Linked DNA regions of Homo sapiens: region 2 is linked to region 1. The links are chromatin loops, found by intact Hi-C in ENCODE. Cell type or tissue: heart left ventricle. All regions are shown on one strand. Links, peaks and the distances in the headings refer to the core of each region. The heading gives the core; the rest is flanking DNA. Region 1 overlaps CEP112 (centrosomal protein 112). Region 2 overlaps CEP112 (centrosomal protein 112).

Region 1 (15,869 bases), core at 5,308-13,307:
ATAGAGCAGTAGAGATGAGCTGTGAGAGGTCACTGGGATTGGATTATGTGAGGCCTCATGGGTGTGGTGGAATCTTTGACTTTTCCTTTTTCCGCTTTCTTTTTTAATAACAGCTTTGTTGAGATAAAATTCACATACCAACAATTCACTCGTATGTGTACAATTCAGTGGTTTTAAAAAATGTATTCAGGATGTTATGCAAACATCATCACAATCAATTTTAGAAAATGTTCATCTTCCCCCAAAGAAACACCATACCCTTTAACAGTTACCGTCCCAGATCACCATCTCACCCTAGGCAACCACTAATCTGTTTTCTGTTTCTATGGATTTGCCTATTCTGGAAATTTAATATAAATGGAATCCTACAGTATGTGGTCTGTTGTGACACTTAGCTTAATGCTGTCAAGGCTCATCCATGTTATAACATGTGTTAGTTTTTTTTCTATTTATAATTAATTTTTGTTTTGAGACAGGATCTTACTCTTTTTCCCAGGCTGGAATGCAGTGGTGCAGTCATGGCTCACTGCAGCTACAACCTCTGGGGCTTAAGCGATCCTGCTGCCTTAGCCTCTCGAATAGCTGAGACTGTAGGCCCATGCCACCACGCTCGGCTAATTTTTTTTCTTTTTTGTAGAGACACAGTCTCACTATGTTGCCTACACTGGTCTCCGACTCCTGGGCTCAAGCGATCCTCCTGCCTCAGCCTCCCAGAGTACATGTATTAATACTTCTTTCCTTTTTATGATTGAATAATATTCTACTGTAAGAATATACCACGTTTTGTTTATTCATTTATCAACTGATGGATATTTGGGTGGTTTCCTCTTTTTGGATGTTATGAATAATGCTACTATAAACATTTGTAGACAAAGTTTTTTGTGGATGTATGTTCTCATTTCTTACCTTGGAGTGGAACTACTGGGACACATGTAACTCTATTTAATGTTTTGAGGAATTGTCAGACAGACTGTATTCCAGCATGTCTATACCATTTTATATTCCCAGCAGCAGTGTTGAAGGTTCTGACTTCTCTACGTCTTTACCAATACTTGTTACTATTTGTCCTTTTTTATTATTGCTATTCTTTGGGGCATGAAGTGATATGTCATTCTTGTTTTAATTTGTAGTTGCTTAAAGACAGTGATGTTGAGCATCTTTTCAAATGCTTTTTGGCCTTTTGTATATCTTTTTGGAGAAATATCTATTCAGGCTCTTTGCCCACTTTAAAATTGAGTTTAATTATCCATTTATTATTGGGCTATAAGAGTTCTTTATATATTCAAGATATGTCTCTTATTAGAGATATGATTTGGAAATATTTTATCTCATTCAGCACATACCAAGGGCTTAATTAAATTTTGTTCAATAAATATTAGAATGCCTTAAATTATATTTTCACTGCATTATTGTTGTAATTTTAGAATTTAGTCAATTATATACCAATTTTAATTTCCCTCCTTAAATAATTAAAATATATTAAAATGAATTGATAAATGTCTCATTATTTTAATACATTTAAATTCATCATTATTATTGGTGAGGTGCTTAAAATCTGTCATTTAAACAAATGGACAAATTACAAAAACATGGAACACAATTGTTTGTTTAAAAAATTAATATTTGATTTTTAAATTTTATAGATGGAAAAAGTGGAGGCAGATCTAACTAGATCCAAATCTCTTCGTGAGAAACAATCAAAGGAGTTTTTATGGCAACTGGAGGACATCAGACAGCGGTATGAACAACAGGTTGGTCTTTCATTTTGATGCTGCCATTAAATTTTTAAAATACATATATGATTTATCTTTTAAAAATCACTATCACAAAATATCTGCATAATGAAAATATTACTAAGAGCTGTTGTTACCAATATATTTAAAATAATGTTTGTTTCAATAAAATCTATAAACAGAATTTTAACACTCCACTGAAGTTTATTCTGACTGTTTGTTTTATCTGAATGTTTGATTGAAACATCGATTATAATTGATGAGACTGGGTAGTTTATAAGAAAAGAGATTTGATTGGCTCACAGTTCTGCAGGTTGTGCAGAAAGCATAGTGGCCTCTGTTTCTGGAGAGGCCTCAAGAAGCTCCCAATCATGGCAGAAGGAAGCAGAAGCAGGCACCTTACATGGCAAAAGCAGGAACCAGCAAGTGAACCAGTGAGAGAGAGAGAGAGAGAAGCGAGGAGGTGCCGTACACTTTTAAATGACCAGGTCACTCAAACTCAGAGTGAGAGCTCACTTATCACCAAGGGGATGGCCCAAGCCATTCATGACGGATCCGCCCCCATGATCCAAACACCTCCCACAAGGCCGCACCTCCAACACTGGGGATTACATTTCAACATGAGATTTGGGTGGGAACAAGTATCCTAACAATATCAGTCATTCTTCTATCCTGTCAGAGCACTAGTTAAACCTCCATTTATTTGAGAAATAGGGTTGAGTACTTACTATGTGCCAGGTGCTGTCCCTGGCATGAGGGAGAACAGCAACAGAGAGAACATGCCTCCTCTCTCATGGAGCTTGCTTTTCGATGAGTCATCAGTCTACAAATTAAAAAGTGAAATAATTTTGAAGAGTGAGTTATTATTATTATTATTATTATTATTTGAGAAGGAGTCTCACTCTCTCACCCAGGCTGGAGTGCAATGGCGCCATCTTGGTTCACTGCAACCGCCACCTCTCGGGTTCAAGCGATTCTTCTGCCTCAGCCTCCCAAGTAGCTGGGATTACAGGCACACGCCACCACGTCCGGCTAAATTTTGTAATTTTAGTAGAGACAGGGTTTCACCATGTTGGCCAGGCTGGTTTTGAACTCCTGATTTCAGGTGATCTGCCCACCTCAGCCTCCCAAAATGCTGTGATTACAGGTGTGAGCCACCACACCCGGCCTGAAGAGTGACTTATGAAGAAGAAAAGATGGTACCTTTATAGCCTTTGCCAGGTGGAGGGTGGGAAGGAGATTATAGCCTTGAATAACTGATCAGGGTTTCCCTGACATTTGTGCTGAGTTCTAAAAACTAGGAAGGAGCCAGCCATGAGCTCTGGAGGAATAGTATTCCAGTCTGAGGGAACTGCACGTTCAAAAATCCTGAGAAGAGAGCAAGCTGGAAGTGTTCAAGGAAAATAAATGATGATGAAGACCAGGTTAGCCAGAGTATGGGGAGAAAGGTTCCTGCTGTAGGAGATGAAGGGAAAGAGGGAGGTTAGGACCGGTTTGTGTAAGGAGTTGAGATTTTGTCGTCAGTGCTCTGCCTCTTACTTAGTAATACAAAGTTTTATTTTCTTCTTTTAAAAATATATTTCTGCTTATTCCCAGAATACTTAAGATTACCATTAATTTTTAGCTTGGTTTTGCTTTGGTAAACATGATCCTAAACCTCAGTGGCTTAGAACAAAAAAGGCTTATTTCATACTTATGTCACGTGTCCTTTGAGGATTGACTGCAGCTCTGACCCATGTCATGTCATCTTGAGTCGTTTTTAGAATGAACTATCTGGAACATTGCTATGGGAAATGGAAAAGGAAATATTTTGAGCATTTGCTGTCTTCTAAAATTGACTCAGAAGTAAGTTTACTCACATTTTATTGGCCAAAGCAAACATGGCCTCCCTGGTGTAATCCTCCGCCTGGAAGGAGTATCACAGAGAAGACCATCAAATGGGGTTAGCGTAAAACAATTTACCATGCTGACTACGATTGCAAACTTAGAAAATGTAAAAACGTAGAAAATGCTGGAACTGGATTTTAAAGGCACATTCTTCATCAAGCAGCACAGGCGTTATGATGCTGGACCAGTAGAAAAGGAAATGTAGTCTTAGCAGACAAAATATTCATCAGTGAACAGTATATACATAGACATAATAATTAGATGACATTTATTGTTTTCAGCTTTAAAAACTAGCTTAGGGTTACAGAACAGGACATAGATGTTACCAACTGTATTAGTCTGTTCTCACGCTGCTAATAAAGACATACCCAAGACTGGGTAATTTATAAAGGAAAGAGGTTTAATGGACTCACAGTTCCACATGGCTGAGGGGGCCTCACAATCATGGCAGAAGGAGAAGCAAAATCACCTTTTATGTGGTGGCAGGCAAGAGAGCTTGTGCAGGGGAACTCCCATTTATAAAACCGTCGGATCTTGTGAGACTTATTTACTACCATGAGTATAGTACGGGGGGAAGCTGCCCCCATGATTTAATTATCTCCACCTGGTCCCGCCCTTCACACGTGGGGATTATTACAATTCAAGGTGAGATTTGGGTGGGGACACAGCCAAACCATATCACCAGCCTTGCTATTGTAACAGTAAAGGTTAAGACGGTGTAGGTATGGAAGTGGAAGAAAGGGATGGAGGGGCTGGGAGGGGAAGGGTGAGAGTACTGAGGTATTATCATGAAGTGTGGATTTGAGCAGCTGCCCGTATCATGAAACAAAACACAGAGGCTTTAGTATATTCCTAATTACAGGGTTGACCACTGGAGGAAGTGAGAGGAGTGGAGTAACTAGTAAAATGGTGACAGGAGTGGGAGAGAGCAGCAAGGGAGTGTAAATGAGCTAAATCCCCATTTGTCCTAGTAGAAGGCCTATAAGGAATGTCTAGCTTTGGTAAATTAAGAAAGAGCTATGTAGCATATTTTGTAGAGGTAGGGAAGTAATCACCACAGAAAGGAGCACAGACATGTTTTAAAAGAGTTGCCACCAGTACAGGAGTGGGATGGGGCAAGGACCTGTTACTTTTTATTAGAAGATGATCTTTACCATTTTATTTTTAAAAATCATGTGTGCATGTATGCAGACACATATGCACATGTGAATATGTACACTCTATATATACATATTCATATGTAGGATATATATGTTCTATTGTTCCAAAAAAACTAATTCATATAGATTTTAATCCCAAAATTTTATTTCTTAGAACCTATCCTATAGAAATACTTATACATGTGCAAAAAAATGCATGTTCACATATGTTTCGGGAGGATTATTTGTAATACTGAAAAAAGTTATGAATAAAATGAATGATTAAATAAATTATGCTGGCCGGGCACGGTGGCTCATGCCTGTAATCCCAGCACTTTGGGAGGCCGAGGCAGGCGGATCACGAGGTTAGGAGATCGAGACCATCCTGGCTAACATGGCGAAACCCCGTCTCTACTAAAAATGCAAAAAATTAGCCGGGCATGGTGGTGGGCGCCTGTGGTCCCAGCTACTCGAGAGGCTGAGGCAGGAGAATGGTGTGAACCTGGGAGGTGGAGTCTGCAGTGAGCCAAAATCGCACCACTGCACTCCAGCCTGGGTGACAGAGCGAGACTCTGTCTCAAAAATAAATAAATAAATAATGCTAAATACCTACTGTGGAATACTATATACTTATTAAAAAGATTAATATAAATCTGAAGGTGCCAACATATGCAGATTTCTAAGACATATTGGTGAGGGGAATAAAGCGCTTTTTAGAACACTTTGTATATTATGATCCCATTGAAGTAAAATTAAAACATATGTGTCTCAAAGTTAGATATGTAAATTCAGTGAAAAAATTCTGTAAGATTATACATGACTATGGAATTGGCCTGGTATTATGGGTTAGGGTTATGATGAACTGAGACTTTCATTGTATGCTCTAAATAAAACTTTTTTACTTCAAATTTCATAATGATCATATGTTATGCATTACTTGGATAAGTAAAACATTAAAATTATGAATGCTAAGAAACATTAAAATGGAATAATATTTTGGAGCATTTATATTATATATATTTTTTCTTAGAGATGGGGTCTTGCTCTGTCTCCCAGGCAGGAGTGCAGTGGCATGATCATGGCTCACTGCAACCTTGAACTCCAGGGCTTGAGCAGTCCTCCTGCCTTAGCCTCCCAAAGTGCTGGGATTACAGGCTTGAGCCACCGTGCCTGGTCTATATTATATTCTGTAACATTTTAAGTGGGTAATAAATTTGGATTAATGAAATAGAAAATAAATTCAGACAATTTATATGCAATGTAAAAAATGACCAACAAATGAAAAGCCTAAAAGAGAAGAAAAGGTAGACGATAGAGCTGACAGATCATTTTCAACAGTGCCAAAGTATGGATAACTTCAGACTTTCTAACTGCAAAAGCCGGTGCAATGGAGTTATTCTATCAGATTCTTTTTTTTAAAAAAATGGTTTTATATAAAAATGAAGTAGTTAATTTCCGATTAATATGGGATGGCAACTGAAAGTCGTTCTGACACATGCTAAATTAAAAATAGGTATTTCCCCTGAAATACACTGTTATCTGAAGTGCCATGGAGGATGTTTTCCACAACTTTAGTGATGGGGGAAGTTGCTTGGAAACTGGTTTCAGAAACTAGGTTTAGAAAACTAGATGAAGAATTGGAGGCTGGAATTGGGGAGGAAGGGGTGGTAAGAGGGAAACAGAGGTAATAATCAAATGTAAATAAAAATATTAAGGAAGGGCAATGAATGTTACTTTTTATTATGCTATAGTTACAAAGTATAATTGAGGTAATTTTGTATTAAAAACAATATTAGAAGCACTAAGAAAAATAAGAAAAATGTCAGTTCCTCTAAGTAAACTGAGGAAGGAACAGGGGAGAAGGGAAAACCAAATTTAAAGCTCTTTATGTAACACAAATGCTAGTCAGAGGTTATGATACTACAGGATGAGTGTAAGATGTTGCAGAGTTCTCTGTGGGAGTTTTAAAATTATATTCTCATTTTGATGATAATCACATGGGTCACAAATTTATAACCAAGTGTGGCCAAATGATGTCAGCACCTGATCTGCATTTATTTTGTAATTGTTTTGGCACACCACTGACTTTGAAAGTCAGACACAATAAGAAAAAAACGCCAAGGAAAATTGAAATGCATTTGACTAAATAAAAAGTATTTTGAGTTAAAAAAGTAATTGAAGAAATAATTGAAGCAGATATCTTAGGCAAAGAGTAACTCTCCTTATAAAATTAATAAATGTATAATATATAAAAATAATTAGCAGATTAAATATAGTAATTAGCATAAACCATAAGAAAATCATTAATGTCCCAATAAGTGACCTGGCAAAGGAAAGAGAGAGATAAGAAATGAATTAAGTGAACAGCCATGTAGAAACATCGTTACTCTTGGTGTTAATAAAAATGCAAATTAGAATTAACCATGATGTGCCATCTAAAGTCGGTAAAAGTTTAGTGAAATTGGTACTTTTATACATGCTAGTGGCATTACAGGCTTTTTGGAAAGGATTTTGGCAGATTCTACCAAGAGTCATGAAAAACGCTTACACCCTCTGACCCAATTATCCTTAATCTCAAAAATCCTAGTTATTTTTTAGAGGATGGAATCATGGTGAATTCTTTTTTTCTATACCCCCTATTATCCACATTGTGACAGTTTCACTTTTTTAATGTAAAAAAAATATATAAATTTGTCTGGAAGCATGTAAACTTCAAAGGCTTTTCTCAGAATGATAGATTTTAAAATCTATCAAAGTTTTGTCTTTGTATTGATCAAAAATAATACTAACACAATAAGGGATACCGATAAATTCTTTAAAGAATTGATACTATTAATGGAAGCCATACACCATTGCATCCATTTTTCTTTCTTTTTTTCATGAAAAGAGATGATACAAATGTAGTATATAACAGGAATGTAAAAACACACACAAGCGTACCTCAGGTGGGTGCAGATTTCACCTGTTTTTATTCTTTCTATATCTAGAGGTCTATACATTAGAATCAATGCTGAGAATGAAGATCCCAGGTGGTAGTTCACTAAGGAAAGATGAAGGCAGGAGTATGAGCTAGTACATTTTAGGAGAATATTTATTGATGTGACAATATACAAACTTTTTTAGTTAGCTTTTTTTTTTCAGCAGAATATTCTGTTAACTGTAACAGTGTTTCCCCTGACCACTCCAAATTGTTAGGATTTTTTCCTGTGGAAGTTTATCATGACAAACGATAGGCATACAGTAGTGAGCTCTACAAGCCAGCATGAGTACACTAAGAATGAAGCCGATTAAACTAAGCTCATTTCCTTCTTTGAACAGGGCAGCCAGGCTGGTAGATAAGGAAATAGGAGTAGATGTAATATATCTGGCTTTCGTGGAGCCGTCTGACGGTGCCTACATGAAGGCAGTATGGGGAAATATGGTTTGAATATTGGTACCTTTATGTGGTTAAGTGATAGTTCAAAGGGCCATCTCTGAATGATTAGTGTTAACCTAAAGTGAGATTTCTGTGTCTCTCAGTCAGTCGAGGATGATAAGGGATTAAAAAAAAAAAGTTTAAAGTTTCCCAATGCTTAGAGTTCTGAGGAATAGTTAATATGTAGGATTAAAAAAAATGAGTTTTCTGCAGCTTTAAGCTGGCTGGAATTAAGAAGATTACATTTATTGAGGTTGAATATAAAATGCCATGGTTTGGTTTAGAAAATCAGTTGCAAAAGTAGAAGGAAGACAGAAAGCCTCAGAGATAAGGGGAGTGTGGTGCCTGGGACACAGGGGACAAGAGGGCTGGCAGATATGGTCCCAGCTATTGTTTACATTTCAGGTCACATAAGGAATAGGTCGATTTTGGTCACCACATTTTAAGCAGGCCACTGACAAACTCGAACATGTTCAGAGAAGAGTTTTCAGAGTGTAGAAAGGTCTGGAACTATGTCAGAGGGGAATATTTAAAGGGAGGATTGCATATCTCTCTGTTTGTAAATTTAAGGTCTGAATTTCAGGGAGTACTGGGCTTGGTCTGTGTGATAAAAATCCTAAAAGCCCACAGTTATTAGGATCTACCCTGGACCAGGCACTACTCTGCTTGCTTTACACATATTCAGCCACTCCCCATCTTCACAGTAATATATATATATAAAATATATGTATAATGCATATTATATATTATAATTATATATATATATATATATATATATATATATATATATATATATTTTGTTTGTTTGTTTTTAGACAGAGTCCTGGTCTGTCACCCAGGCTGGAGTGCCAGTGGTGCAATCTCGGCTCACTGCAACCTCTGCCACCCACGTTCAAGTGATTCTTCTGCCTCAGCCTCCCAAGTAGCTGGGATTACACGTGGTACGCCACCACTCCTGGCTAATTTTTGTATTTTTAGTAGAGACAGGGTTTCACCATGTTGGCTAGGTTGGTCTCGAACTCCTGATGTCAGGTGATCCACCTGCCTCTGCCTCCCAAAGTGCTGGGATTACAGGCGTGAGCCACTGCACCTGACTCACAGAAATCTTGTGAGGTAGCTACACTGTTTATTGTTTTCATCTTCTAGTTGTAGAAACTGAAGTACATCCATTTGAGTAAATGGCCCAGGGTCCCACAGAGTTCATAGGTGGTGGATTCGGAACCTGAACCTGAGGCCTGCCCTTGACCCCCACTCTAAATGCACTCCCGCGGAGTTCCAGGGGGCAGAAATTGAACCCATACATACATGGTACCATGAGGAATATTTTGAATTGTTTCAAGGTAGTTCTTTTCTAAAGAACTCCTCCTTCAAATGTGCAACAGTTTTTCTTGTGAGAAAGTAAGTTTCCAGTGTGAGTGGGTTGCGGTGTGTTTTTGGAGTATTCTGGAGGGATACTGTGCCTTCCGGGGGCTGTCTTACTGCAGTGGTCTCTTCCAAAACCAAGATTCTGGGACTTTCTGTTCATCTGCCTGATTAGATTCCCAGCCCCTCTTGACAGACCGACTTCTCTGATTCCACCGCTGACTCATTCATTTAGGTACCTGTCTGGCTGGATTTCCCTGTATCAGGACTCTTGCCTACTTTCTCAGTTGCCATTCAAATGGAAGTGTGAATATTTTTCTATTATTTTGTTTTACTTTTCTCTAAAAGGTAAAATTGTCAGTGTTATGATGATAGCATTTCACATCAGGAGGGGATTTAGACGCCGAGCATCTGGGCCCTTGCTTCTCCAACTCAGGTAAGGTGATCCCCGGGGGAGTGTGAGCAAGTGCCAGGGGTTCCTGAGGCTGCGTACATGCTTCCTGGAGTGTTGCATCCACTCAGTTCGATTGTGGGAAAGCAACGTAGTTTTACTATTGAGGTAACATTCCTATTAAAACAAACATAGACTTTCCTGTTTTGTAAAATGCAAAGTTCTCATGAAGAAGACAAAATAGGACATTTCAAAGAAACTTCCAGCTTGCAGAGGCTGCTTCAGGCTATGCCCTCAGATCCCCCAGGGGGGTGCTATTCATTTTCACTGCTGCTGAGAGTACTTTGGTGGAAAAGTTTTAAAAGCACTTATCCGGTCTAATCCTCACATTTTATAACGAGGGAACTGACTGACATTCAGAGGGAATGAATGGACTTGTGCCTCTGGGCCTCAGTTTCCTTCTCCAGTTTTAATTTTTGAGCCCCTCTCTTACAGAAAGCACCGTGCCAGGAACTGTAATGAAGTGAAAACAGCGAAGTAGTATTTTAAAGTATCTTAGCCAAAATCCAGGCATAAAGTGTGCAGATGTGGAAAGAAAAACATCAAACACATGGGCTAAATGCTCACACAAATATCCTGTAAAGCCCAAGCTTTCATCAAGATTTCCTGTTTCTTTCCTGTATAACCCATTGGAACAAAAAGACAATTCTAATTGTCTTTTCACAAACCTCATTCAAGTTGGAAACAAACAACCAACCAGGCATGCTAGGACTTCCTGGACTATAGAGATTTCTTTGGCAACTCCATGAGATCATTCTTTAATCTTGTGTTTTATATCTTTGCTTTCCACTACAAAGCCTTGAAGGAGAAATGTAGTTCAGCAGATAAACAAGTGGCCAGCTTCTCCAGAAAGAATAAGTGCTTATTGTCAATGATTACAAAAAAAACAAAAAACAAAAAACACTGAAGGGCCAACTTCTTACAAGCTGCCATTATTTAAAACTTAAAATATTTTGTTAGCAAACACAGTAGCAAAGACAAAACAAATTCTGCAAGATAAGCAAGTAGGAAATTTTAAGTGAAGGTCAGTTGGGATATTTAAAAAGCAGATAGCACGTGATTCCCAATCCTTGTCCTTTGCAAATATTCTAGTCATTACTTAGCTAGGTGGTATAACCTTCAAGCTTAGGCTTCTTTTATTTTAATTTTAATTTTTTTTTTTTTTTGAGACAGAGTCTTGCTCTGTCACTCAGGCTGGAGTGCAGTGGCGCAATCTCGGCTCACTGCAACCTCCACCTCCCAGGTTCAAGCAATTCTCCTGCCTCAGCCTCCCAAGTAGCTGGGACTACAGGCACACGCCACCACGCCTGGCTAATTTTTTCTTGTATTTTAGTAGAGACAGGGTTTCATCGTGTTGCCCAGACTGGTCTTGAACTCCTGAGCTCAGGCAATCCACCTGCCTTGGCCTCTCAAAGTGCTAGGATTACAGGCGTGAGCCACCGCGCCCAGCCAGGTTTCTTTTAAATGAGACTATTTAGTCTACACTGGAAAAGGAGATGGTGGAAAGGAAGAGAGGGAGGAAAGGGGAAGACACTCACTAGTGTATGTTCCCAAGAAGGTGGAGATACTGGGCAGCTCCCCACATCACGTGGGGAGCTGCTGGCCTTGGATGATGGCCAGGTCTGTCTCCTGTGCCTCGTGAGAAAAGAAGGGAAGGCCAGGTGTGTAGAAGTTTGTGGATCTGCAAAAGGCAGATGAAGACATTCTTATTACTGAGGTTTTTCTTTGTCAGATAGGCGGCAAAATCATTTGCTGAGACTGGAGGAATTACATGGACAGGAGAGCAAATAAAAGTGGGAATTGTTTAAAATTATTTGGGTGATAGCAAGACTGATCCAAGTAGAAAGACTTCGTAAACTTTCTCTTCGGTATTGAGGTAATGTGGTAAATGACCATGGATTTGTGGGGCTCCCTAAAATCCCTTCCAAATGGATTACCATATGACTTATTGATTTCTAGATATGTATGATTTATGGTACATCCAGTATGCTGCTCTTACTCTCTTTTATTCTTGCTTACCTTATCATACTCTTTTTGAAAGTCTTTTTTTGCTTGACCTTCCTCTTCCAATTCCTAATACATTTTTGAACCCCAGCTACATATCAGCCCCTGTGGTCCTCAGTGGTGATCAAGACAAATGCAATCCTTGATCTAATGATGCTTCCTTTCAACTTACTTCTTTGAATAAGCACCAAATTCAGGGAATGCAGCTACACCACAAGTCACAGATTGGTCCTGCAGGCAATGGCAAAGTACCAGATTCCCAGCCATTAGGCTGCCAGACTCAGAGCCCCAGGCTGTGAGGCTATAGAGCCTGGGCCCCTGTGTCCAGGTCCAGTGGTCGGAGCCTAGAGTCATAGAAAGGGTGCTGATATTTAGTGAAAGGCAATTGAAGAGCCTTCTCTTCCTCTTTTTTTTTCTTTTGGCCTGGAGCTGTTCTCATCTAGGTTAAAACAAGTGGCACCTTTAGCTAGAGTGAATATTAAAAGAGCAAAGATGGGCTGGGTGCAGTGGCTTATGCCTGTATTTCCAGTAACTCAGGAGGCCCAGGAGGGAGGATTGCTTGGAGCTAGGAGTGAGAGACCAGCCTGGGCAACGTAGTGAGGCCCCCATCTCTATTAAAAAAAAAAAATTAGACTGGCATGGTGGCTTGCACCTGTGTTCCAAGCTATTTTAGAGGCTAAGGTGCGAGGGTTGTTTGAGCCTGGGAGTTCAAGGTTACAGTGAGCTTTGATAGCACCACTGCACTCCATCTAGCCTGGGTGACAGAGCAAGACCCCACCCACCCATTTCAAAAAAAAAAAAAGAAGCTGTTTTCCTGGATAGTGATATGGACTAACTCATTATTCCTTCTTTAAGTACATTAAAAATATAAAGTGGAACTAATGCCTTCTCAATCATTCATTATTTCACACATGTTTATTGAATTACTATGTGCTAAACACTCTTCCAAGTGCTTGGGATATAACAGTGAACAAAATATAGAGTCTTTACCCTTGTGATGGAAGAGAAAAACACTACCACTACCCACCACCACTACTCCTACCACACATACACACACACACACACACACACACACACACACACACACACACTCTTTTTCAAAACATAATTTAAGGTAGGGTGAGGTAATGATAACTGTTGTGAAGAAAAATAGAGCAAGCTAAAGTGTTTGTGAGTGAAAGGGCTACTTTATAAATGGTTATTATTTTATACAAGGTGTTATTGTAGATAAGATTGTTAGTGAAGGACTCTACTGAAATGATATTCAAATTAAGACCTGGATGAAGTGAAGGAGGAAACCATACAAAAACCTGAGGTAAGGAAAGAACATTCCAGGTGGATGGTTGCAACAGCCATGAGATGGGTTAGTTTGTAGCTGGAATGGAGTGAACTTGGAAGAGAGTGGTAGGAGCCAAAGTACAGTACAGGGTAGATTTTGTCACATCCTATGGACCATGGTGGGAGATTGGATTTTATTCTGAGTGTGTTGAGAAGCCACTGGAGCATTTGAGCAAGATCTGGTTTGCTTTTCTCTTTTTTTTTTTTTTTTTTTTTGAGTTTGAGTCTCACTCTGTCACCCAGGCTGGAGTGCAGTGGTGTGATCTCAGCTCACTGCAGCCTCCGCCTCCTGGGTTCAAGCGATTTTCCTGCCTCAGCCTCCCAAGTAACTGAGACTACAGGCACCCACCACCACGCCTGGCTAATTTTTTATTGTATTTTTAGCAGAGACAGGGTTTCACTATGTTGACCAGGCTGGTCTCGAACTCCTGACCTCATGATCCACCCACCTCAGCCTCCCAAAGTGCTGGGATTACAGGCGTGAGCTACTGCACCCGGCCTAGTTTGCATTTTTGAAAGATCTCTCCAGTTGCTGTGTGGAGCTTTGATTACGATGGAGGCAGGAGAGGATGCAGGGGACCTAGTTAGGAGATGATTGCAGTGGGCTGGTTAGAGGTTACCGGGCTGGGACTAGGGTGGGAGTGGTGGGGGAGACAGGGAGTAGTCAGATTTGGGATCTATTTTGCAGGCAGGACTTGTCAATGGTTGTGAAATAGAATGTAAGGTAAAGAGTGGGCTAAAATGTGACTTAAAAGTTTCCCAACTGAGCAACCAGGTGGATGGTGGTGACAGACACTGATACATGAGTAGAGAGAAGAGAAAGGAACTTCCAGGACTGAGTCTAGGGGCTGCCAACACTTACATATGAGGAAGAGGTGGAGGAAGCAGCAAAAGAGACTGAGAAGGAACAACCAGTGAGGTAAAAGGAAGGTCTAAGAAGGTGGGATTTCCCATAAGCCGTGTGCAGTGTTTCAGGAAGGAGGAAGTGAGTAACCACTTGTTTCAGGTGTTGCCAAGAAGGGAAGTTAGATGGGGACTGAGAACTGACTGCTGCATGGCGAGGTCTTTAGCCACCTCAACAAGACTGGTTTCAGTAGAATGTGGGAACCAATGTCTGAATTATGTGGGTGGACAGACAATGCGTTGTGAGCAGCCGTTTTGAGGAATTTTGAAAGAAAAGGGAGCAGAGAAATGAGTGGTATCTAGAGGGACGTGTGTGGTCAAAGGAAAGTTTTTTTAAAATGAGATAAGCTAAAAACATGTTTGCTTATTGATGAGACTGATCCACTAGAGAAGAAAATATTGATGATGCAGAGAGTGATGGGATAATTTCAAGAGCAGCATGCTTAATTTGGCAAGAAAGGATGGAATCCAGTGTACAGATGAAGGGACTCGCCTTAGGTAGCTGCAAGGCCAGCCATGCGTTCAAGCCATAGGTAAGGCAGGGTCTTTGCAGGTGGACCAGCCAATTTGGTGATGGGGAAGATGAAGCAGCTGTCTTCCACCTACTTGTAATTCTGTTTTTCGAATGCCACCTTGTTTCATTCAAAATGATGAATAATTTACGAAGCATTGTGGTAGGCAAGATAAGGAAAATAAAAAGAAAGTAAAGACACAGTGCTATATATTGGAAGAGTTTATAACCAGGTTGACCTATTTGTCCTTCTAAATTACGAACTGTAGCTGGCAAACTTACATGATTTTTATATTTCATGTTCATTCAAAAGCAGTAACATACTAGATTAAGACACAGACATCTCATTGAGAACTGAATGTGTTGTAGAGAAACACATAAAGTAAAATGAATTAAAATATGCAGTTAAGACATGTTTTTTTCTAAAAATTTTGAACTCCATCTATATGGAGTTCATTAATTTAGTTAATTAGTTAATTAATCTTAATTAAATTTAGTTAATTTTCTCAATTTGTGTGGCTTGAGTTGTCCATTATTGAACCATGAAAAAAAAACCCTTTTGAAGCATTTGACTATCTGGCTTCTTCCTGAGTTTCAACTGAGATCTGGCAGATAAAACCACAGAAAGTAATAGCTCATTTTTCAAAAAGTTTTAAAAACTCAGGATAATTGTCACTCATCACCTACAGGTGCTGGAGAAGTGTTTTGAAGTGTTAAATGGGAAGATAACCACAGGAGATAGCGCCTGCTTCCAGCCTTGCTTCATCTATCAGCTTGCTAATCACAGCTGTGTTTCCAGCCTTCTGCTCTCCCTGTATCATGAGCTTCGGGAGCTTCAGCAGGCAGTAGTCCTGGCTGTTGATGGTTGGCTGGAGAGGAAAAGGAATAAAGAAGCAGTGTATGCTGGCAGGCCCTGGTACCATCTCTAACAGCGGTTATCACAGCAACATTAAACTTTTAAATAAGGAGAACTTCCATGCGTAAACTGAACTGTTGATTGACAGATTTCATGGATGTAGCAAACATCTAATCTGGGAGCCACATGGCCATCCCCAAATGACACATTCTATTTCTGTTCTTGACACACTGCCTGCTTTTTACAATTTTTTTGTGCCTATTTCTATTA
Region 2 (15,869 bases), core at 4,134-12,133, 82 kb after region 1:
TAGACCCAAATGATATCTTCAATGATTTTGAGTTAAGAGAAACATGAAATACCTCCACAAGGTCAAAATGCTTCAAATAAAGAATCCAAGAGAGTAAATGATTGACATTTTGCAAAGTGAAAGCTTCTTTTGTGGCCTTTTAAAATCTTTTCAAACCTAATTGAAACAAAGTCCATAAAATATGAACTTTTGAAAAATTAAAGAACATTACTAAGTGATGATAGTGTGTAATTTTCAGAAGTTTGATTAAACTTTGGTATCTAAATTGGACAATGGTTTTAGAAACCTATTCAGCTATTTTAAAAATAACCTTCCTTGAAATAGAAGATATTTTAGAAAATAGGGAAAGTGGAGAAAGGTGTAAAATTCCCTGTTCCTACCACCACTCAGATATAATAGTAATAATTTAATGTATATGTAAAATAGCCATACTAACTTAGCTGCCCAAGATCAAACTAATTAATTTGATCTCTTGCTTTTTAAAGCATTATACTAAGAATATTCCAATGTCATTTGAAATTCTTTGAAAATATTGTTTTCATTGTTTCATGATATCCTGTTTTATGGGTATAACAAATTTTGTTTTGTTTTGTTTTTTTTGAGATGGAGTTTTGCTCTTGTTGCCCAGACTGGAGTGCAATGGTACAATCTCGACTCACCACAACCTCCACCTCCCAGATTCAAGTGATTCTCCTGCCTCAGCCTCCCAAGTATCTGGGATTACAGGCATTGTGCCACCATGCCTGGCTAATTTTATATTTTAGTACAGACGCAGTTTCTCCATGTTGGTCAGGCTGGTCTTGAACTCCTGACCTCAAGTGATCCACTCGCCTTGGCCTCCCAAAGTGCTGGGAGGACAGGCGTGAGCCACCTCATCCGGCCTTTGATATAACATAATTTTTTTTTTTGAGACAGAGTCTTGTTCTGTCGCCAGGCTGAAGTGCAGTGGCACAATCTCGGCTCACTGCAACCTCTGCCTCCCAGGTTCAAGCGATTCCCCTCCTCAGCCTCCCTAGTAGCTGGGACTAGAGATGGGCGCCACCATGCCCGGCTAATTTTTTGTATTTTAGTAGAGACGGGGTTTCATCATGTTGACCAGGATGGTCTTGATCTCCTGACCTCGTGATCCGCCCACCTCGACCTCCCAAAGTGCTGTGATTACAGGCGTGAGCCACCACGCCCAGCCAGATGTAATTAATTGTGTTATTTCTTTATTTTAGAACATTTAGGTTTTTTTTTTTTTGAGATAGAGTCTTCCTTTGTAGCCCAGGATGGAGCCTGATCTCGGCTCACTGCAACCTCTGGCTTGCGGGTTCAAGCGATTCTCCCGCCTCATACTCCTGAGTAGCTGGGACTACAGGCATGCGCCACCACATCCAGCTAATTTTTGTATCTTTAGTAGGGACAAGGTTTCACCATGTTGACCAGGCTGGTCTTGAACTCCTGACCTCAGGTGATCCGCCCACCTTGACTCCTAAAGTGCTGTGATTATAGGCATGAGCCACTGCACCCAGCCAAACTTTTAGATTTTATTTTAATTGTTTAATGTGGAGATTGGCATCATCATACATAAACTTTTGTTGACATTTTCAATTTCAATTTTTTTAGGTTAAAATCCTAGTAGAATTAACAGGTCAAATTGCATTTCAGAAAGTTTATACTAATGTATATTTACTTCAGTAGAGTATCTACTTAGTCTGTAGATTTATTAGTAGTTTTACCTAATTTGTAGTACATGTTTGTGAAAAACAGTTGTTTTAATTTGTATATTTAAGTGTGAGAGATTGAACATTTACAATGGATTTACCTGTTATTTATTTATATTTCATTTTCGGGAAATTGCCTGTTCATGTCTTTTTCCAGTTTTTCTTCCTTTAGGGTCCTAATGTTTTTCTCATCAGCTCATCTAATAAACTCCTTTTATATTTAGAATGATAAAACCCTTATCTTTGTGGCAAATATCTTTGGCATTTGCCTTTTATGATTTAATTTTATGATACACAAACATTTTATTTAAATTTCGTCTAATCTGTTCATCTTTTCCTTTGTAAATTCTCCACTATAAATAGTTGTTTTCAGCTTCATGTTTTGATATTTATAAATATACCAACACATCAAACGTTTTCTACAATGTGCTCTACTCAGTAAAAGGCTCTTAGCATTTTGACATAGCATTTACCAGCTTGGGTTCCTGGTCTGTAATTTTAAGTGGTGTCTGAAGGATTATACTGGAATTCTGCCAGCCTGAAATCATGAAAAGGCTTTGAGCAACAATTCAGCATCTTTTTCAAATTTAAGAAAAGCTCCATATGGCATAATTATTCAAAGTTAAGGTCATAGAAACTACTTAAACCTTTAAAATTTATAATTAAAGGATTAATATTAACTTATGAAGACATTGTCATTTTGGCTTAAGATGGATTTCCAACCTCACTTTTGTTCTTTTTACTTTTATCTTTTCCATGACTTTTTCCTTTGCTAAAAAACGTGAAGTTTTATATCCTTAAACTTTAAATTAAATGTTATCCTCAGGTTAGAATTATAAAATTGATTGGCCAACAATATCCCGTATATTTTTTATTATGTTCCACAAATATTGGTGAACCTAAAGTTGTCATTTTCCTCTGGATATATAAGCTATAGCCTGGTGTAATAGATAATGGCACCTGTAAATATAACAATAATTTAATTTACCAGGTAAAAACATACACAAATAACTTGGAAAACTTAGGATGTGTACATAATTTGAATGCGATGAATTGGTGTTCATTTATATGAAGGTTTATATTAATGTGCTTTTGAATGACCTAAATTGTAAAGCTTTCTTGACTATGACAGGGGTTATAATCTTGTCTTATACAAAAACTAACACTTTTTATAGGATAATTTTTTTATTTCAACTTTTTAGATTCGGGGGTACATGTGCAGGTTTGTTACATGGGTATAGTGTGTGATGCTGAGGTTTGGAGTACTATTGTAGGATAAGTATTTAAAGAAATAAAAAATTAAAAAGCCAAAAAAAACCTTAAAAAATAATTATTGGCATAATTAAAAAGAAAAACTAAGACTTTTGTTGTTACTTTGACAAAATACACAAATCAAACCAAATCAAATATTTTAAATGTATTTATGTATCTCCTATGTAACAAGAAGAAATTGATGTTCCTTAGACCCTTTTTTACATGAGCCCCAGCTCTCCTACTTTATCTGGTTTGTATGTGAGGCACTCGTATCACAGTGAGTCCACTAAACAAGTATTAGAATAATATCTGGAGCATCTGTTTATTAACAAAATAAGCAGGGGTACCTATCATCATTAATGCTTGAGTATTTACATGTTCAAAGGTCTATCATCCTTACCTGAGAGGGACTACAAAGCTCAATGTCAGTGTGGAGTCATGGATGTAGATGGAAATAGACTGCTCCCTTCTCAATGGCTTTCACAGTTTCCCGAATAATCTTTTCCTCTTTCTCCCTCTGCCTTCTGCTGCACATTAAAGAGCACTTTATTTTCTGGCAATCCAGGAGAGCAAGTCAATAGCTTAACTTCAAAGTCTAGTTGTCTGAAGCTAGAAAACTATGTTTTACTTGGAGAAAATTAAAAGAGAGTATATTTTATGTTAAGGTTATTTGAAAATAAAACCTAGAATTATAAATGAATTAGTTTAGTTTTAAAGTAGGCATTTAAAAATTACAAGATTAATCCTCCTTTGTCCTTCTGTAGCCTAATTTTTAGTATTCTAATAGAACCATTAAAAATTGGAGTTCTGTATTCCTCAGAGGTTATTGATTTTGTCTTTTTGGATGCCCTGTGATGAAAAAAATTCTATTTAGAATAAATGAAAATGCCTTAGATCAATACAGCAAAAGACAGTGACTCGACTTGGGAAGTTATTGAAAGTAGAAGACCTTATTTGCTATCATCAAAGTTTTATATTTAAATGGAGAGAAGTGGAAGTGAGTAAAATAAGCAGATATTTGTGCCCTAAGTCTCGTGTGTGTGTGTGTGTGTATGTGTGTACACACACACACAGTTTAGGTCTGGGGGGACTTTTTTGGTTTGTTTTTTGTTGTATGTGTGTTTGTTTATGATTAGTGCTGATAATTATGCAAACTTTTAAAAAATTTATGTTGATATGTAAGAATTGTACATATTTATCAGATGTATGTGAGATTTTTATACATTCTTGCAAAGTGTTGTGATCAAATCAGAAAAATTAGGATATCTAACACCTCAAACATTTATCTTTTCTTTCTGTTAAGGAGATTTCAAATCTTTTTTTCTAGCTATTTTGAAATATACAATAAATTATTAACTATAGTCACCCCACTGTGCTGTCAAATACTAGAACTTCTTCCTTACGTTTAACTGTATTTTTGTATTCATTAACCAACCTCTCTTTATGTCTTCTCCTCTTTACCCTTCCCAGCCTCTGGTAACTGTCATTCTACTCTCACCTGCATGAGATCCACTTTTTTAGCTCCCACATATGAATGAAAACATGCAATATTTGTCTTTCTGTGCCTGGCTTAATTCACTTAACATAATGACATCTAATTCTATCCATGTTGCTGAAAATGACAGAATTTCATTCTTTTTATAGCTGAGTCATACTCTGTTGTGTATATATCGCACATTTTCTTTCTCCACCCCTTTGCTGATGTACATTTATGTTGTTTCCATATCTTTGCTATGGTGAATAATGCTCCAATAAACATGGGAGTGCAGATCTCTCTTTGGTATACTAATTTCCTTTCTTTTGGATATATATTCAGCAGTGGAATTGCTGGGTTATATGCTAGATTATTTTTAGTTTTTTGAGGAACCTTTATACTGTTTTCTATAGTGACTATACTAATTTGCATTCTCACTAACAATGTATTAGTGTTCACCTTTCTCTGCATCCTCATAAGCATTTGTTTTTTGTCTTTTTGATAATAGCAGTTTTAAGTGGATGAGATATCCTCTCATTATTGCTTTGGTTTGCATTTCTCTGATGATTAGTGATATGGAGCATTTTTTTCACATGCCCTGTTGGCAATTTGTATGTGTTCTTTGGAAAAATGTCTGTTCAGATCATTTGCCAATTTTTAAATTGGATTATTTGTTTTTTTGCTGTTGAGTTCCTTATAAATTCTGGTTATTAATCTGTTGTCAGATGGATAGTTTGCCAATATGTTCTCTCATTTCTTTTTACTCTTGATTGTTTTCTTTGCTTGCAGAAAGTCAATACTAATGTATATTTACTTCAATATTTTTCAAGATTTTTATCTTGATATAATCCCATTTTTCTGCTTTTGCTTTGGTTGCTTGTGCTTTTGAAGTCTTACCAAAAAAAATCTTTGCCTAGACCAATATCTTCTTCAAGTAGTTTCATACTCTCAGGTCTTACATTTAAGTCTTCAATCCATGTTGATTCAATTTTTGTATATGGTGAGAGATAGGGTCCTGGTTTCATTCTTCTAAATATGGGTATCCAGTTTTGCCAGTACTGTTTATTGAAGGGACTGTCCTTTCTCCAAGGTATGTTCTTGGCACCTTTGTCAAAAATGAGTTAGCTGTAAAGGTGTGGTGGGTTCTCTATTCTGTTCCATTGGTCAGTGTGTATATTTCTCTGCCAGTACCATGCTGTTTTGGTTATGATAGCTTTGCAGTATATTTTGAAGCCTGATGGTGCAATTCCTCTAGCTTTATAACTTTTGCACAAGATCACTTTGGCTATTTGGGGTCTTCTGTGGTTCCATACAAATTTTAGAATTGTTTTTTATATTTCTCTGAAGAATCTCATTGGTGTTTTGATACAGATTGCAATCAACCCGTAGATTGTTATGGGTAGTGTGGGCATTTTATCATTGTTAATTCTTCCAATCCATGAGCATGGAGTATCTTTCCATTTTTGTGTTCTCTTTAATTTCTTTGATCAGTGTTTTAAGTTTTCAGTGTAGAAACTTTTACTACTTTTGGTTAAATTTATTCCTAGATTTTTTTTATCGCTGCTGTAAATAGGATTGCTTTCTTGATTTTTTTTCATGATTGTTCACTGTTGGTGTATAGAATTGCTACAGATTTTTGCATGTTGATTTTATGTCCTGCAACCTTACTGAATTTGTTTACTGGTTCTAACATTATTTTGGTGGAGTCTTTAGGTTTTTCTTAATATATGATCATGTTGTCTGTGAATAAGGATAATTTGACTTCTTCCTTTCTAATTTGGATGCCCCTTATTTTTTTCTCTTGCCTAATTGCTCTGACTAGGACTCCCAATACTATCTGTGTTGAATAGAAATGGTGAAAGTGAGCATCCTTGTTTAATTTCAGATTTTAGAGAAAAGGCTCTCAATTTTTCCCTTTTCACTATGATGTTAGCTCTGGGTTTGTCATATATGGCCTTTACTGTTTTGTGAAGTGTTTCTACTATACACGGTTTATTGAGAGGTTTTTTTTTTTTAATCATAAAGGGATGTTGAATTTTATTGAATGATTTTTCAGCATCTACTAAAGTGACCATATGGTTTTTGTTCTTGGTTTCGTTAATGTGATGTATCACATTTACTGATATATTTATGTTGAATCATCCTTGCATCCCCAGGATAAATCCCACTTGATCATGATGAATGATCTTTTTAATGTGTTGCTGAATTCAGTTTGCTAGTATGTTCCTGAGGATTTTTACATCTATGTTCATGAAGGATATTAACTTCTAGTTTTCTTTGTGTGTGTGTATGTGTGTGTCCTTGTCGGGTTTTAGTATCAGGTTAATGCTGGTCTTGTAGAGTAAGTTTGGAAGTATTCTCTCCTCTTCATTTTTTTGTTGACTTTGAGTAGAATTGATATTAGTTCTTCAAATGTTTGGTGGAATTCAGCAGTGAAGCCCTCAGGTTCTGGGTTTTTCTTTGATGAAAGATTTTATTACTGCTTCAATCTCATTATGTATTACTGGTCTGTTCTGGTTTTCTATTTCTTCATAGTTGAATTTTGGTATGTTGCATGTGCCCAGAAGTTTATCCATTTCTTCTGTTAATAGGCTTTCCATTTTGTTGGCGTGTAGATGTTTATAATAGACTCTACTGATACTTTGTATTTCTGTGGTATCAATTTTAGTGTCTCCCTTTTTATTTCTGGTTTTATTTATTTGGGTCTCTTCTCTTTTTTTTCTTATTTAGTCTAGCTAAAGGTTTGCCAGTTTTTGCTTATCTTTTTTAAAAACAACTTTTTGTTTTGCTGATTTTTCTTTTTTTGGTTTCAATTTCAGTTATTTTTGCTCCAATCTTTATAATTTCATTTATTCTACAAATCTGGGGTTTGGTTTGTTCTACCTTTTATATTTCCTAGAAGTGCAGTGTTAGATTGTTTATTTGATGGCTTTCTGCTTTTCTGATGTAGGCATTTATTGTTATAAAATTCCCTCTTTGAACTGATTTTCCTGTATCTCATAGGTTTTAATGTGTTGTATTTTTATTTTCATTTGTCTCAAGAAATTTTAACATTTCTCTTTGAATTTCTTCATTGATCCATTTCTTATTGAGGGGTCTGCTGTTTAATATCCATGGATTTGTACAGTTTCCAACATTCCTTCTGTTATTAATTGCTAGTTTTATTCCATTGTGATCAGAAAAGACGATATGATTTTGATTTTTAAAAATTTCTTAAGACTTGTTTTGTGACCTAATATGTAGTCTATACTGGAGACTCTTCCATGTGCTGTTGAGGAAATGTTCTGTAAATGTCTGCAGCAGTTGGGTGGAAAATTCTGTAAATGTCTTTTTTTTAATCCATTTTTTATTTGTGTTTTTTAATTGTATCATTGTATTTTTTTTTAATTTTTTTAGTATTTATTGATCATTCTTGGGTGTTTCTTGGAGAGGGGGATTTGGCAGGGTCATAGGACAATAGTGGAGGGAAGGTCAGCAGATAAACATGTGAACAAAGGTCTCTGGTTTTCCTAGGCAGAGGGCCCTGCCGCCTTCCGCAGTGTTTGTGTCCCTGGGTACTTGAGATTAGGGAGTGGTGATGACTCTTAACGAGTATGCTGCCTTCAAGCATCTATTTAACAAAGCACATCTTGCACCACCCTTAATCCATTTAACCCTTAGTGGACACAGCACATGTTTCAGAGAGCACGGGGTTGGGGGTAAGGTTATAGATTAACAGCATCCCAAGGCAGAATAATTTTTCTTAGTACAGAACAAAATGGAGTCTCCTATGTCTACTTCTTTCTACACAGACACAGTAACAATCTGATCTGTCTTTCTTTTCCCCACATTTCCCCCTTTTCTATTCGACAAAACTGCCATCGTCATCATGGCCCGTTCTCAATGAGCTGTTGGGTACACCTCCCAGACGGGGCGGCAGCCGGGCAGAGGGGCTCCTCACTTCTCGGACAGGGTGGCTGGTCAGAGACGCTCCTCACCTCCCAGACGGGGTGGCAGCGGGGCAGAGACACTCCTCAGTTCCCAGACGGGGTAGCGGCTGGGCAGAGGTGCTCTTCACATTTCAGATGGGGCGGCGGGGCAGAGGCGCTCCCCACATCTCAGACGATGGGTGGCCCAGCAGAGACGCTCCTCACTTCCTAGACGGGATGACGGCCAGGAAGAGGCGCTCCTCACTTTCCAGACTGGGCGGCCGGGCAGAGGGGCTCCTCACATCCCAGACGATGGGCGGCCAGGCAGAGACGCTCCTCACTTCCTAGACGGGGTGGCGGCCGGGCAGAGGCTGCAATCTTGGCACTTTGGGAGGCCAAGGCAGGCGGCTGGGATGTGGAGGTTGTAGCGAGCCGAGATCACGCCACTGCACTCCAGCCTGGGCAACATTGAGCACTGAGTGAGCGAGACTCCGTCTGCAATCCCGGCACCTTGGGAGGCCGAGGCTGGCAGATCACTCGCATTTAGGAGCTGGAGACCAGCCCGGCCAACACGGCGAAACCCCGTCTCCACCAAAAAAATACGAAAACCAGTCAGGCGTGGCGGCGCGCACCTGCAATCCCAGGCACTGGGCAGGCTGAGGCAGGAGAATCAGGCAGGGAGGTTGCAGTGAGCCGAGATGGCGGCAGTACAGTCCAGCCTCGGCTGGGCATCAGAGGGGGAGGGGGAGGGGGAAGGGGATGGGGAGAGGGAGAGGGAGAGCAAATGTCTTGTTAGGTCTATTTGGTCTAGAGGACAGTTTACCTTGAATATTTCTTTGCTGATTTTCTGTCTGGATTATGTGTCCATTCTGAAAGTGGAATGTTGAAATCTACTACTATTATTGCATTGCAGTCAGTCTCTCCCTTTTGGTCTGTTAATTTTTGTTTTTTTATATTTGGGTGCTATAGTGTTGGGTGCAGGTATATTTACAATTATTATATTATCTTTCTGTATTTATTTGTTATATAACATTCTTTGTCTCTCTTTTTACAGTTCTTAAAGTCAACATAAACTAATATAAGTGTAACTATTCCTGCTCTTTTATGGTTTCCATTTGCATGAGATATCCTTTTCTATCTCTTCACTTTCAGTCTGTGTGTGTCTTTATAGGTGAAGTGAGTTTCTTGAAGACAGCGTACAGTTGAATCTTGTTTTCTTTTAAATCCATTTAGCCATTCTGTGTCTTTTAATTGGAGAATTTAACCCATTTGCATTCAAAGTTATTATTGATAGGAAAGAGTTTACTGCTGCCATTTTCTTACTTGTGTTCTGATTGTTTTGTAAATCCTTCCTTCCTTTTTTACTGTCTTCCTTTGCGGTTAACTGATTTTCTTTGGTAGTATGTTTCGATTCTATGCTATTTTTAGTGTATCTATTGATTCTGTGCTATTTTTAGTGTATTTACTTTGCTTTGTGGCCACCACGAGGCTTACAAAAAACATCTTTTAGTTATAAGAGGTTATTTTAAACTGATAGTGACTTAACTTTGAACACAACCAAAAGAAAAATAAGAAAAAAACTGCACTTTAACAGCATCCCCTTCACCACATTTTTGACTCTTTGATGCTTCAATTTGAATCTTCTTATATTGCCTCTTAGCCAATTATTGTAGTTATTATTTTAAAATAGTTTGTCTTTTAGTCTGCATGCTGAACACATAGTGGTTTAAGTGCTTCCATTCCAGTATTAGACTATTCTGAATGTGTCTGTTTTCTTGTTTTTCCAAGTCAGTTTAATATCTTTAGATGTTTTCTTGTTACATGTTAGCATTCATTTCTTTCTTGCTGATTGAAAAACTCCCTTTAGCATTTTGTGTAAGACAGGTCTGGTGTTGATGAATAACCCCAGCTTTGATTTGTCTGGGAAAATCTTTATCTTTCCTTCATTTTTGAAGAATAGTGAAGTTGGGTATGTATTCTTAGTTGTCAGTCTCTCCTTTCCACCCCCAACCCCTAAACTTGGAATATAGCATCCTACTCTCTTCTGGCCTTCAGGGTTTTTGTTGAGAAATCCATTGAAAGCCGTATTGGGGCTCCAGTGAATATGATATGTGTCTTTTCTCTTGCTGCTTTGAGTATTCTTTTTTTGTCTTTCATTTTTGCTAATTTGATTAGTGTGTGCCTTGGGGATTTCCCCTTTGGGTTAAATTTGATTGATTACTTCTTCCTGTGCGTGGATGGTATAATTTTTCTTGGGATTTGAGAAATTTTCAGTCATTTTTTAAAAATATGCTTTGTGGGCCTTTTTCTGTCTTGGGAATTTCTGTTATGTGGAGATTCATTCACTTGCTGATGTCCTATTAAGTCTTTTTTTTTTTTTTTTTACTTTTATTTTGGGTTTGGGGGTACATGTGAAGGTTTGTTGCATAGGTAACATCATTTAGCTACTACTTACAAGTGAGAACCTGTGGTCTTTGGTTTTCTGTTCCTGTGTTAGTTTTCTAAGGATAATAGCCTCCATCTCCATCCATGTTCCCATAAAAGACATGATCTCATTCTTTTATGGCTGCATAGTATTCCATGGTATATATGTATCACATTGTCTTTATCCAGTTTGTCATTGGTGAACATTTAGCTGATTGATGTCTTTGCTATTGTGGATAGTGCTGCAGTGAATATTCATGTACATGTGTCTTTAGGGTAGAATGATTTATATTCCTTTGGGTATACACCTGGTAATGGGATTTGTGGGTTGAATGGTAGTTCTGTTTTCAACTCTTTGAGGAATGGCCATACTGCCTTCCACAATGGTTGAACTAATTTACACTCCCACAGACAGTGTATAAGTGTTCCATTTTCTCCACACCCTTGCCAGCATCTGTTATTTTTTGACTTTTTACTAATAGCCATTCTGACTGGTGTGAGATGGTATCTCATTGTTGTTTTAATTTATATTTCTCTAATGATCAGCAATATTGAGCTTTTTTTCATATGCTTGTTGCCACATGTGTGTCTTCTTTTAAGAAGTGTCTGTCCATGTCCTTTCCAACTTTTTAATGGGGTAGTTTTTCTCTTGTAAATTTATTTATGTTCCTTATAGATGCTGGATATTAGACCTTTGTTACATGCATAGTTTGCGAATATTTTTTCCCATTCTGTAGGTTGTGTGTTTACTCTGTTGATAGTTTCTTTTGCTGTGCAGAAGCTCTTAAGTTTCATTATAGCCCACTTGTCAACTTTTGTTTTTGTTGTGATTGCTTTTGGTGTCTTTGTCATGAAATCATTGCCTGTTCCTATGTCCAGGATGGTAATGCTTAGATTGTCTTCCAGGGTTTTTATAGTTATAGGTTTTACATTTAAGTCTTTAATTATTCTTGAGTTGATTTTTCTTTTTATTTTAAGGAAGGGATTCAGCTTCAGTCTTATGCATACGGCTAGCCAGTTATTCCAACACCATTCATTGAATAGGGAGTCTTTTCCCTGTTGCTTATTTTTGTCATCTTTGTCAAAGATCAGGTGGTTATAAATGTGTAGCCTTATTTCTGGGCTTTCTATACTGTTTCATTGGTCTATGTGTCTGTTTTTGTACCAGTACCAGGCTGTTTTGGTTAATATAGCCCTGTAGTATAGTTTGAAGTTGAGTAAGGTGATTCTTCCAGCTTTGTTCTCTTTACTTTGGATTGCTTGGGGTATTCAGGCTCTGTTTTGGTTTCATATGAATATTGAAATAGTTTTTTCTAATTGTGTGAAAAATATCATTGGCAGTTTGGTAGGTATAGCATTGAATTTATAAATTGCTTTGGCCATTTTAATGATATTGGTTCTTCCAATCCATGAGCATGGGATGTTTTTCCATTTGTTTGTGTCTTCTCTCATTTCTTCAAGCACTCTTTTGTAATTTTCATTGTAGAGACTTTTTACCTCCGTGGTTAGCTGTATTCCTAGGTATATTATGTATTTTATTCTTTTTGTGGCATTGTGAATGGATTGCTTTCTGATTGGGCTCTTGGCTTGGCTGTTGTTGGTGTACAGGAATACTAGTGATTTTAGTACATTGATTTTACATCCTAAAATTTTGCTGAAGTTTTTTATCAGCTGAAGGAGCTTTGGGGCCAAAACTGTGGGGTTTTCTAGATATAGAATCATGTCTGCAAACAGAGAAAGTTTGACTTCCTCTTTTCTTATTCGGATGTCCTTTATTTCTGTCTCTTGCCTGATTGCTCTGGCTAGGACTTCCAATACAGTGGTGAATAGGAGTGGTGAGAGGGAATTCTTGTCTTGTTTTGTTTTTCAAGGGAAATGCTTCTGGCTTTTACCCATTCAGCATAATATTGGTGGTGGGTTTGTTATAGATGGCTCTTATTATTTTGAGGTATGGTCCTTTAATGCCTGGTTTATCGAGAGTTTTTAACATGAAGGGGTGTTGAATTTTATTGAAAGCCTTTTTTTGCATCTACTGAGATAATCATGTGGTTTTTGTCTTTAGTTCTGTTTATGTGATGAATTGCATTCATTGATTTGTGTAGGTTGAACCAACCTTGCATTCTGGGGATGACGTCTACTTGATCGTGGTGGATTAGCTTTTTGATGTGCTGCTGGATTCAGTTTGCCAGTATTTTGTTGAGGATTTTTGCAACAATGTTCATCAAGTATATTGGCCTAAAGTTTTCTTTTTTTGTTGTTTTGTCTGTTCCAGGTTTTGGTGTCAGGATGGTGCTGGCCTCATAGAATGCGTTGGGGAGGAGTCCCTCCTCCTCAATTTTTTGAAATAGTTTCAGTAGGAATGGTAGCAGCTCTTCTGTGTACATCTGGTAGAATTTGGCTGTCAATCCATCAGGCCCTGGAGTTTTTTTGTTTGTTAGGCTATTTATTACTGATTCAGTTTTGGAGTTTGTTATTGGTCTGTTCATGAAATAAATTTCTTCCTTGTTCAGCCTTGGCAGGATGTATGTGTCCAGGAATTAATCCATCTCTTCTAGGTGTTCTAGTTTGTATGCATAGGGGTGTTCATAGGAGTTTCTGATGGTTATTTTTATTTCTGTGGGGTCAGTGGTAACATTCCCATAGTCATTTCTAATTGTGTTTATTTGGATCTTCTCTCTTTCTTCTTTATTAGTTTAGCTAGTGGCCTATCTGTCTTTTTAGTTTTTTTTTTTTTTCCAAAAAACAAACTCCTGGATTCACTGATCTTTTGAATGGCTTTTTGTGTCTCAGTTTCCTTCATTTCAGCTCTCGTTTTGGTTATTTCTTCTCTTCTGCTAGCTTTGAGGTTGATTTGTTCTTGCTTCTCTAAGTCTTTCAGTTGTGATGTTAGGTTGTTAATTTGAGATTTTTCCAACTTTTTGATGTGGATATTTAGTGCTCTGTATAATTTCCCCCTTAACACTGCCTTAGCTATGTCCCAGAGATTCTGGTATGTTGTATCTTTGTTTTCATTAGTTTTAAAGAACTTCCTGATTTCTGCCTTAATTTCATTATTTACCCAAAAGTCATTCAGGAGCATGTTGTTTAATTTCCATGTAATTACATGATTTTGAATGATATTCTTAGTCTTGCCTTCTATTTTTATTACACTGTGGTACAACAGTGTGTTTGGTATGATTTCGGTTCTTTTGCCTTTGCTGAAGATTGTTTTTTGTCCAATTATGTGGTCAATTTTAGAGTATGTTCTATGTGGCAATGAGATGAATGTATATTCTGTTGTTTTCCCTATAAATCTTGTAAGCTTTCTTCACTCATTTTCTTTTTCCTTTTTCCTTCTGTGAGTAATTTTATATGTTCTGTCTTTAGGCTCACTAATTCTTTCCTATGTTTTGTCAAGTCTGCTGTTGAAACTTTCAAAAGAGTTTTTCAGTTCTATTATTGTATTATCTTTTCTAAGATTTCTATTTGGTTTTTTATTTATTTCAATTTCCTTGTCAAATTTCTCACTTTGTTCCTGGATTGTTTTCCAAATTTCTTTTAGTTTTCTATCCATGTTTGCTTGTGATTTTCTGAAATTTGTTCTTTTTTTTTTTTTTTGAGAAGGAGTCTCACTCTGTCGCCCAGGCTGGAGTGCAGTGGCGCGATCTTGGCTCACTGCAAGCTCCGCCTCCTGGGTTCTGACCATTCTCCTGCCTCAGCCTCCTGAGTAGCTGGGACTACAGGTGCCCACCACCACGCCCAGCTAATTTTTTGTATTTTTAGTAGAGACGGGGTTTCACTGTGTTAGCCAGGATGGTCTTGATGTCCTGACCTCGTGATCCACCCGCCTCGGCCTCCCAAAGTGCTGGGATTACAGGCATGAGCCACTGCGCCTGGCCTGATTTTCTGAAATTCTTTGAAAGTATTATTCTGAATTCTCTGATATTTCACAGTTTGTCAGCTCTTCTGAGTCTATTGGTAGTTTCTTTCAGTGGTGTCATATTCCCCTGAGTTTTCACAATCCTTGCATCTTTATGTTGGTGGCTGCACATTTGAGGAGACATCCACTTTCTCTATTTTATGCACGTATTCTTTGGTGGTATCAGACCTTTACTACTTAGCATCAGAAGTTAAATGCTGGCCTGTTGTTACTTCCCATTCTGGGGAAGACTTATAGTGAGCATTAGAACTAAAACATTGCAGTGGAACAAACTCATTGCCCTGCCAATTTTTTCTGGTCTGGGGAAGATTTATAGTTGACTCCAGAACTTAAATGCTTCTCTGAAACAAAATCACTGCCTGCCACTGTTTTCTGGTCTGGGGAAGACTTATAGTGAGAATTGGAAGTTAAACATTACCTTTGAACTACCTTGCTGACCTGCCATTGTTTCCTAGTGTAAGGAAGACTTAAGCAGGCACCAGAACTTAATCTTAACCTTTTAGTTGTTTCTGGGTCAGGTCAAGGCTCCATAGAGCAGTTGGGGTTTGTGGAAAAATCTAGCCAGGAATTCGAGCCTTCCCACAGATTCTGCCCCACTGCTGCAATAGAGCAGCAAGCAGTCTCTTTAATATGGCTTCCTCACTGATTGAAGTACAGAGTAGCTGCCAAGATCCATGCACTAGTTCAAGTAATCAGTGCCGGCTGTTTGTCCCCAGTTCACCCCAGTTTGGTTCAGTATTCCTGGCATTCCCATTAGTTCCTGTGGGACAAGACCAGAATGGTCTTCCTGTGAAGATTCCCAGACTGTGGAGGAGATCTAATGTCTACAACCTCTTACCTTGGAAACTGAATCTAGAGAAATTTTGTGTGAGGGACATTATGATGGCTTGTGGGAGAGGGCAGCATAGTCCAACATGAATATTTCTCTTACCAGTCATGGCTTCTCTTGATTCTGGGGGCCCAGGGAGTTTCTCTGCTTTCCTCCAAGTTCTGGTGAACTCAGGATGGTATTCTTGTCTTTGGATAGTTTTTAGTTATATTTTTTGGCAGGAGTGATGCCAGACAATCTATTCCACCATCTTGCTGATGCCACTCCCAGTCTTTGCCTGTATAAATCTTTTGATCCTTTCAACTTCATGGCTAAGTTTGTAATAGCCTAATTGGACAGTGCATCTGTTTTTTAT

What was found. Hi-C counts contacts between places; a loop is a spot of excess contacts. Peaks named below come from ENCODE experiments on the same cell type or tissue, not always from the same donor. Only the 100,000 strongest peaks of a DNase experiment are listed, where the experiment ranks them.
Region 2: a loop joins it to region 1, with 4 times the contacts of the local background. A loop is called at or near these places in 1 of 110 quality-filtered maps.

The regions. Positions count from the first base shown.
Region 1 is chr17:65,913,464-65,929,332 of GRCh38, reverse strand. CEP112 (centrosomal protein 112) reads left to right here. Exons shown (of 27, transcript NM_001199165.4): 19 at 1,644-1,751. It overlaps LOC105371867 (a long non-coding RNA gene), which reads right to left. Exons shown (of 4, transcript XR_001752977.3): 4 at 15,533-15,612. Among named protein-coding and RNA genes, the nearest start is that of CEP112, 270 kb to the left of the region's middle. In heart left ventricle, for the core only: a CTCF peak has its summit at 10,233; no DNase peak of the experiment used is centred there; H3K27ac peaks cover 450 bases.
Region 2 is chr17:65,830,051-65,845,919 of GRCh38, reverse strand. All of the region lies in intron 21 of CEP112 (centrosomal protein 112), which reads left to right. Among named protein-coding and RNA genes, the nearest start is that of AXIN2, 280 kb to the right of the region's middle. In heart left ventricle, for the core only: no CTCF peak of the experiment used is centred there; no DNase peak of the experiment used is centred there.